2 separate regions of the Homo sapiens genome follow, and region 2 is linked to region 1. A link is a contact called in ENCODE Hi-C or POLR2A ChIA-PET data. All regions are on one chromosome and are shown on one strand. The core of a region is the stretch at or near the end of the contact, and the rest is flanking DNA. Distances in the headings are between cores, read along the strand shown. Region 1 has its middle 25 kb from the start of SLC25A19. Region 2 overlaps GRB2 (growth factor receptor bound protein 2).

Region 1 (2,700 bases), core at 61-2,560:
CTGGATAGGCAGTGTGGCTGCTGTAACAGACAACCCTCCTCCCCCCGTCAGTGATGCAACACAGCTGATATTTGTTTCATTTTTTTGAGACGAGGTCTCGGTCTCTGCTGCCCAGGCTGGAGTGCAGTGGCAGAATCATGGCTCACTGTAGCCTCGACCTTCCAGACTCAGGCAATCCTCCTGCCTCAGCCTCTTTGAGTAGCTGGGACTACAGGAGCACACCACTGAGTCTGTCTAATTTTTTGTAGAGACAGGGTCTCACTATATTGCCAGACTGTTCTCAATCTCTTGGGCTAAAGTGATCCTCCCAAAGTGCTGGGATTACAGGCATGAGCCACTGTGCCCCGCCCCAGACATGTTCCAAATCTAGCAGGTGCTCTGGGTCTTCTGCTGGCTCTCCTGCATCCACCCACAGGCAAGAGAAGCAACAAAGTGGGGAGGCCACAAGGCCCCAAACACACCACACACGTCAGGACTGGAGCACATGGCTGCTTGGAACTGCAGGGAGGTTGGGCACATGGTCCAGACAACTGGTCGGGAGAGAGCCAGGTGAGCACTGCGCACACTCTGCTGCAGAGCCTGACTTCACTCAGCTAACACGACCCTAGCCTCTTCCAGGCTATCCGGATTCTGGTCTCCGCACCACTGCAAGTCAGATGTTCCTAAAACTTATCTTTCATCGTACCGCTGATCTATAAGAGCTACAGAAGCAGCCAGGCATGGTGGCTCACACCTGTAATCCCAGCACTTTGGGAGGCTGGGGCGGGTGGATCACCTGAGGTCGGGAGTTTGAGATCAGCCTGGCCAACATGGCAAAACCCCATCTCTACTAAAAATACAAAAATTAGCTGGGCATGGTGGTGCACACCTGTAATCCCAGCTACTGGAGAGGCTGAGGAAGGAGAATTGCTTGAGCCCAAGAGGCAGAGGTTGCAGTGAGCTGAGATCGTGCCACGGCACTCCAGCCTGGGTGAGTGAGACTCTGTTTAAAAAAAAAAAAAAAAAAAAAAGCTACAGAAGCCTCCTGTGTCAACAGGCAGAATGGGCATCGCTCAGCCTGCATTCGAGTCCCCCACAAACCCCACCTGGGCTCTTTCTTCCTCGTTGCAGGAGGCTACTCAGGCTCCCTCAAGCCATGTCCAGGCAGGTGCTCGCTAACACCGCCACGCCTCTACTAGACCACCTGCTCTGGGTGTCTACTGTCCTATTAGTAACTGTCCAAACTCATTTCACCCAATCCCCAGGGCAAGTCCCATCTGCCTCCAAGCCTCCCTTTGAGCCTGTGCTGTCTACATTTCCTCTTTGAGTCTCTCTCATGCAAGGGCTTGCATAATACAAGGATCAGGACTGAAGAGTGCGTCTGTGTCAAGGACAGAAGGCTCCAGTGGGGCAGTTTCCAGTTTCAGGGTGACTCAGGGCAGCAATGCCACCGTGCAGGAATGGAAAGCGGTGGTTGATGGTGTGAGAAGACACGGGGGCCCTCCTCAGCCTCCAGTTAGAGGGGAGATAATTGCCTCCAATTCCACACGCCCCAGGAATGACGTTCACCATCAATCCCTACAGGTGTGGGCAACACATGTGTAACAGAGTAAATGAAAAAGGGTACACCCTCGCCCCTTGCTTCCCTAGCACAGCGCAGGATGAGGGGTGGGGTTACAGCAGGAGGCAAACATCCACCCTTTCACCCCAGGCTCGGGCCCTTGCACAGGCCTGCAGCACGAGGCGAGCCCTCAGGACCTGGCAGCTGCTATTTTGGAGGCCAACACTGCTGACGCCACGACTCACACTCAGAGAATGGCTGCAATAGCTGTGCTTTCTCAACCCGAATCCAGGAATGTTAAAAAAAAAAAAGGCTGGGGCAGGGCCTGGTGGCTCACGCCTGTAATCCCAGCACTTTAGAGGCCAAGGTGGGCAGATCACGAGGTCAGGAGATCAAGACCATCGTGGCCAACATGGTGAAACCCCATCTCTACTAAAAATACAAAAATTAGCTGGGTGTGGTGGCGGGCGCCTGTAGTCCGAGCTATTCGGGAAGCTGAGGCAGCAGAATCGCTTGCACCCAGGAAGCGGAGGTTGCAATGAGCTGAGATGGCGCCACTGTACTCCAGCAACAGAGCCAGACTCCAACTGAAAAAAAAAAAAGAAAAAAGAAAAAAAGAAGGCTGTCCTTGGAGACCTAAGACCAGTGTTGCTCTTGGGTGGGCCAGAGTTGAGACTTAAAATACGTCTTAGTGATTTCTTTTTTGGACGGGGTATAGTATGGCTTTTAGTGTTAGTTTTAAAAGTAGTGTTTGGAATGCACTAAGCAGTAAGTGGCTTAATCAATATCACTAACATGTAATATTGATCTATCAGTGCTGTTGGCACACAGAATTGTACTCTTTTTTTTTTGAGACGGAGTCTCACTCTGTCGCCCAGGCTGGAGTGTGATGGCGCGATCTCGGCTCACTGCAACCTCTGCCTCCCGGGTTCAAGCGATTCTCCTGACTCAGCCTGCCGAGTAGCTGTGATTACAGGTGCCCGCCACCACGCCCACCTAATTTTTGTATTTTTAGTAGAGACAGGGTTTCACCACGTTGGCCAGGCTGGTCTTGAACTCCTGACCCCAGGTACAAAAATTAGCTGGGCGTGGTGGCAGGAGCTGGTTATCCCAGCTACTTAGGAGGGTGAGGCAGGAGAATCACTTGAACCCGGGAGGTG
Region 2 (2,700 bases), core at 172-2,671, 38 kb after region 1:
GAGCCCGACTGTGCAGGGCAGAATAAGGACTTGGGGAATTTGCTCATTAGGATGATGGTTCTGGCTTGTGTGTGGCACACGGCTCTGAGGGGACAAAGAGCAGCAGCAGGAAGATCAGGTGGAGAAGGGGTTACTGCAGGGAGCCAGGAGGGAGCAGACAGGAATTGAGATTAGGGTAGGGGGCTTCTGACTGTTTTGAAGAGAATCTAAAATGAACACTGAAAAACCCACATGCATTATTTTTAAGAATCTAAGTTTATCCCTCCCTCTCAAAAGATTCCCTCTGTACTTCTGTAGGAACAGGGTGCACAGGACCACACAGGATGAGACATCAAATTCCATGTCATATCATAGGCTTCTCAAAGTGAAAAAATTAAAAATTAGAGGAAGACGGCCAAGTGCTGGTGGCTGACACCTGTAATCTAGCACTTTGAGAGGCTGAGGCGGAAGAATCACTTGAACCCAGGAGATCAAGACTAGGCTGAGGGATATAGCCAAGACCTGTCTCTACAAAAAATAGAACAAAAAAGTTAGCTGGGTATAGTGGTGTGCGGCTGTAGTCCCAGCTACTCTGAGACTACAGTGGGAGGATCAGTTGAGCCTGGAAGGCTGAGGCTGCAGTAAGTTATGATCATGCCACTGCACCCCAATCTGGGTGACAGAGCAAGACCTACCTCCAAAAAAAAAAAAGTTTAATTATTCTCCACCATAAACAAAGACAAAGAGAAAGAAAATATATTAAAGGGATAATCCCTCACCTAGAAGGAATGATCCCATTCTTCGAGAATATAGGTGATATCTTAATTGTTGTACAATTAAAAACAGCTACACCAAACTGCTCATAACCAATTACCAATTCAAATAAATATATAGAAAATCTTTACAATCTATGAAAATTCTAAGTAGTACACTCTGACACATTTTATTCACTTATCACGTATAGTTACTTCACTTCAAAGAGTGACATTAGGGGGCTTACAAGACCCCAAGTACAGGCCTTTGCATTAAGAAAATGGACATCAGGGTTCAGGATATAAAAACCTTTTCCTAAGCATCTCTAATGGAATCGGAGACAAATATAACTATTGTTAACAGGCAGGCTAAATTAACTACCTCCTTTTGCTGCTAGACCAGAGGCTTCTCTAGTAATTAATTACCCAGGTCCTGGCCTCCTTCAGGCAGCTACACAGCTCAGGAGGAGCAGGTTCAGGTTCACTGGGAGGGCTGGGGGGCAGGGCAGCCGCAGCACAGCCCCTGCTCTTGGCAGGCACCATCATGAAGAGACAAGCTCAGCCTTGCTCCGCCTCTAGTTCTTTCTCTAAGCACCTACACGCTGCTCCATGTGAAAAATCAGCACTTTTGTCCCACAGAACTGTCACAACCTGCAGAGAAGAGAGGGACTAAGACGGCTAAATGATAGGATGTATTAACGCAAACAACAGGCTTGTCAGACCCGCAACTCCAAGTTACAAGAACAACTTCCTGATTTCATGTTGTGCTTAAAGGAGAAATGTGTGTACAATCCCATGATTCTGGGTCAGGCCCCAGTACCAACAGAACATCCACGCTCCCTGGAAATGGAAGGGTGACCAGGCATAAACGGTTCATTCTCCTGCTCACAATGACAAGTAGTTTCCCAAAGGAGAAAAGCGATCAGACATATTATGTGACAACTAAGATATCCCTACTGTTTGCAGCTACAGCCTGGTATCACTCAGCCTTTATGATCCCCTCTATGCAGTAAAAGTGTTTTAATGTCACGGATGTCTATGTATAATAAATCAATAATGATTAAGGCTATCAACTCTGAACTGACTAGCACCAAAATTTCCAGTTTTCTCTAGTTGAATTTTCATCATCAAGCTCACAAGACCGTTCTCTGGGAGAAAAAGTTAACTTGTTTTTTTTTTTTTTTTAAAAGACATAGTTGGCCAGGCACAGTGGCTCACGCCTGTAATCCCAGCACTTTGGGAGGCCGAGGTGGGTGGATCAGAAGGTCAGGAGATCGAGACCATCCTGGCTAACATAGTGAAACCCTGTCTCTACTAAAAATACAAAAAATTAGCTGGGCGTGCTGGCGGGCACCTGTAGTCCCAGCTACTCGGGAGGCTGAGGCAGGAGAATGGCGTGAACCCGGGAGGCGGAGCTTGCAGTGAGCCGAGATCGCGCCACTGCACTTCAGCCTGGGCGACAGAGCAAGACTCCGTCTCAAAAAAAAAAAAAAAAGACACAGTTGTACCTTGTATTCATGGGGGACTGGTTCCAGGACCCCTGCATATACCCAAATCTGTGCATACTCAAGTCCCACAGTTGGCCCTCTGCGTAAGTGGGCTGTGCATCCTGTGAATACTGTCTTTTTGACACACATGTAGACTGAAAAAAATCCGTGTATAAGCGGAACCATGCAGCTCAAACCTCTGTTGCTCAAGGGTCAACTGTACTTCCTTTACTGGTTGGGCTTCTGTATTTCCTCGAGTTTCTATGCCCTTAAAAAAAAAACCATTTTTACCGGGCGCGGTGGCTCACACCTGTAATTCCAGCACTTTGGGAGGCCAAGGCAGGCAGATCATGAGGTCAGGGGTTCAAGACCAGCCTGACAACACGGTGAAACCCCGCCTCTACTAAAAACACAAAAATTCGCCAGGTGTGGTGGCACATGCCTGTAATCCCAGCTACTCAGGAGGCTGAGGCAGGAGAATC

What was found. A loop is a pair of places that touch in the nucleus more often than their neighbours do. ChIA-PET counts read pairs that join two places held with the same protein, here RNA polymerase II (POLR2A). Pooled maps may share reads with other maps.
Region 2: a loop to region 1 is called in a map of HepG2, with 17 times the contacts of the local background. The contact joins two enhancer-like sites. A Hi-C loop is called at or near these places in 10 of 168 maps with a recorded cell type or tissue (B cell, CD4-positive, alpha-beta T cell, HepG2 and 7 more), 26 of 37 single-sample maps with no recorded cell type and 17 of 50 pooled maps. POLR2A ChIA-PET finds 5 or more read pairs at or near these places in 34 of 52 experiments (A673, AG04449, B cell and 29 more).

Annotation. Positions count from the first base shown.
Region 1 is chr17:75,312,710-75,315,409 of GRCh38, forward strand. No RefSeq gene overlaps it. Among named protein-coding and RNA genes, the nearest start is that of SLC25A19, 25 kb to the left of the region's middle. Within about 2 kb of position 1,311, at least 16 of the 41 ENCODE cell types and tissues checked have a DNase peak (open chromatin) inside an H3K27ac peak, as active enhancers do; they include B cell and OCI-LY7, where a contact is called at or near this core.
Region 2 is chr17:75,350,975-75,353,674 of GRCh38, forward strand. All of the region lies in intron 2 of GRB2 (growth factor receptor bound protein 2), which reads right to left. Among named protein-coding and RNA genes, the nearest start is that of GRB2, 53 kb to the right of the region's middle. RefSeq lists enhancers at 1-345, 1,301-1,460 and a silencer at 1,114-1,442. Within about 2 kb of position 1,422, at least 7 of the 41 ENCODE cell types and tissues checked have a DNase peak (open chromatin) inside an H3K27ac peak, as active enhancers do; they include B cell and OCI-LY7, where a contact is called at or near this core.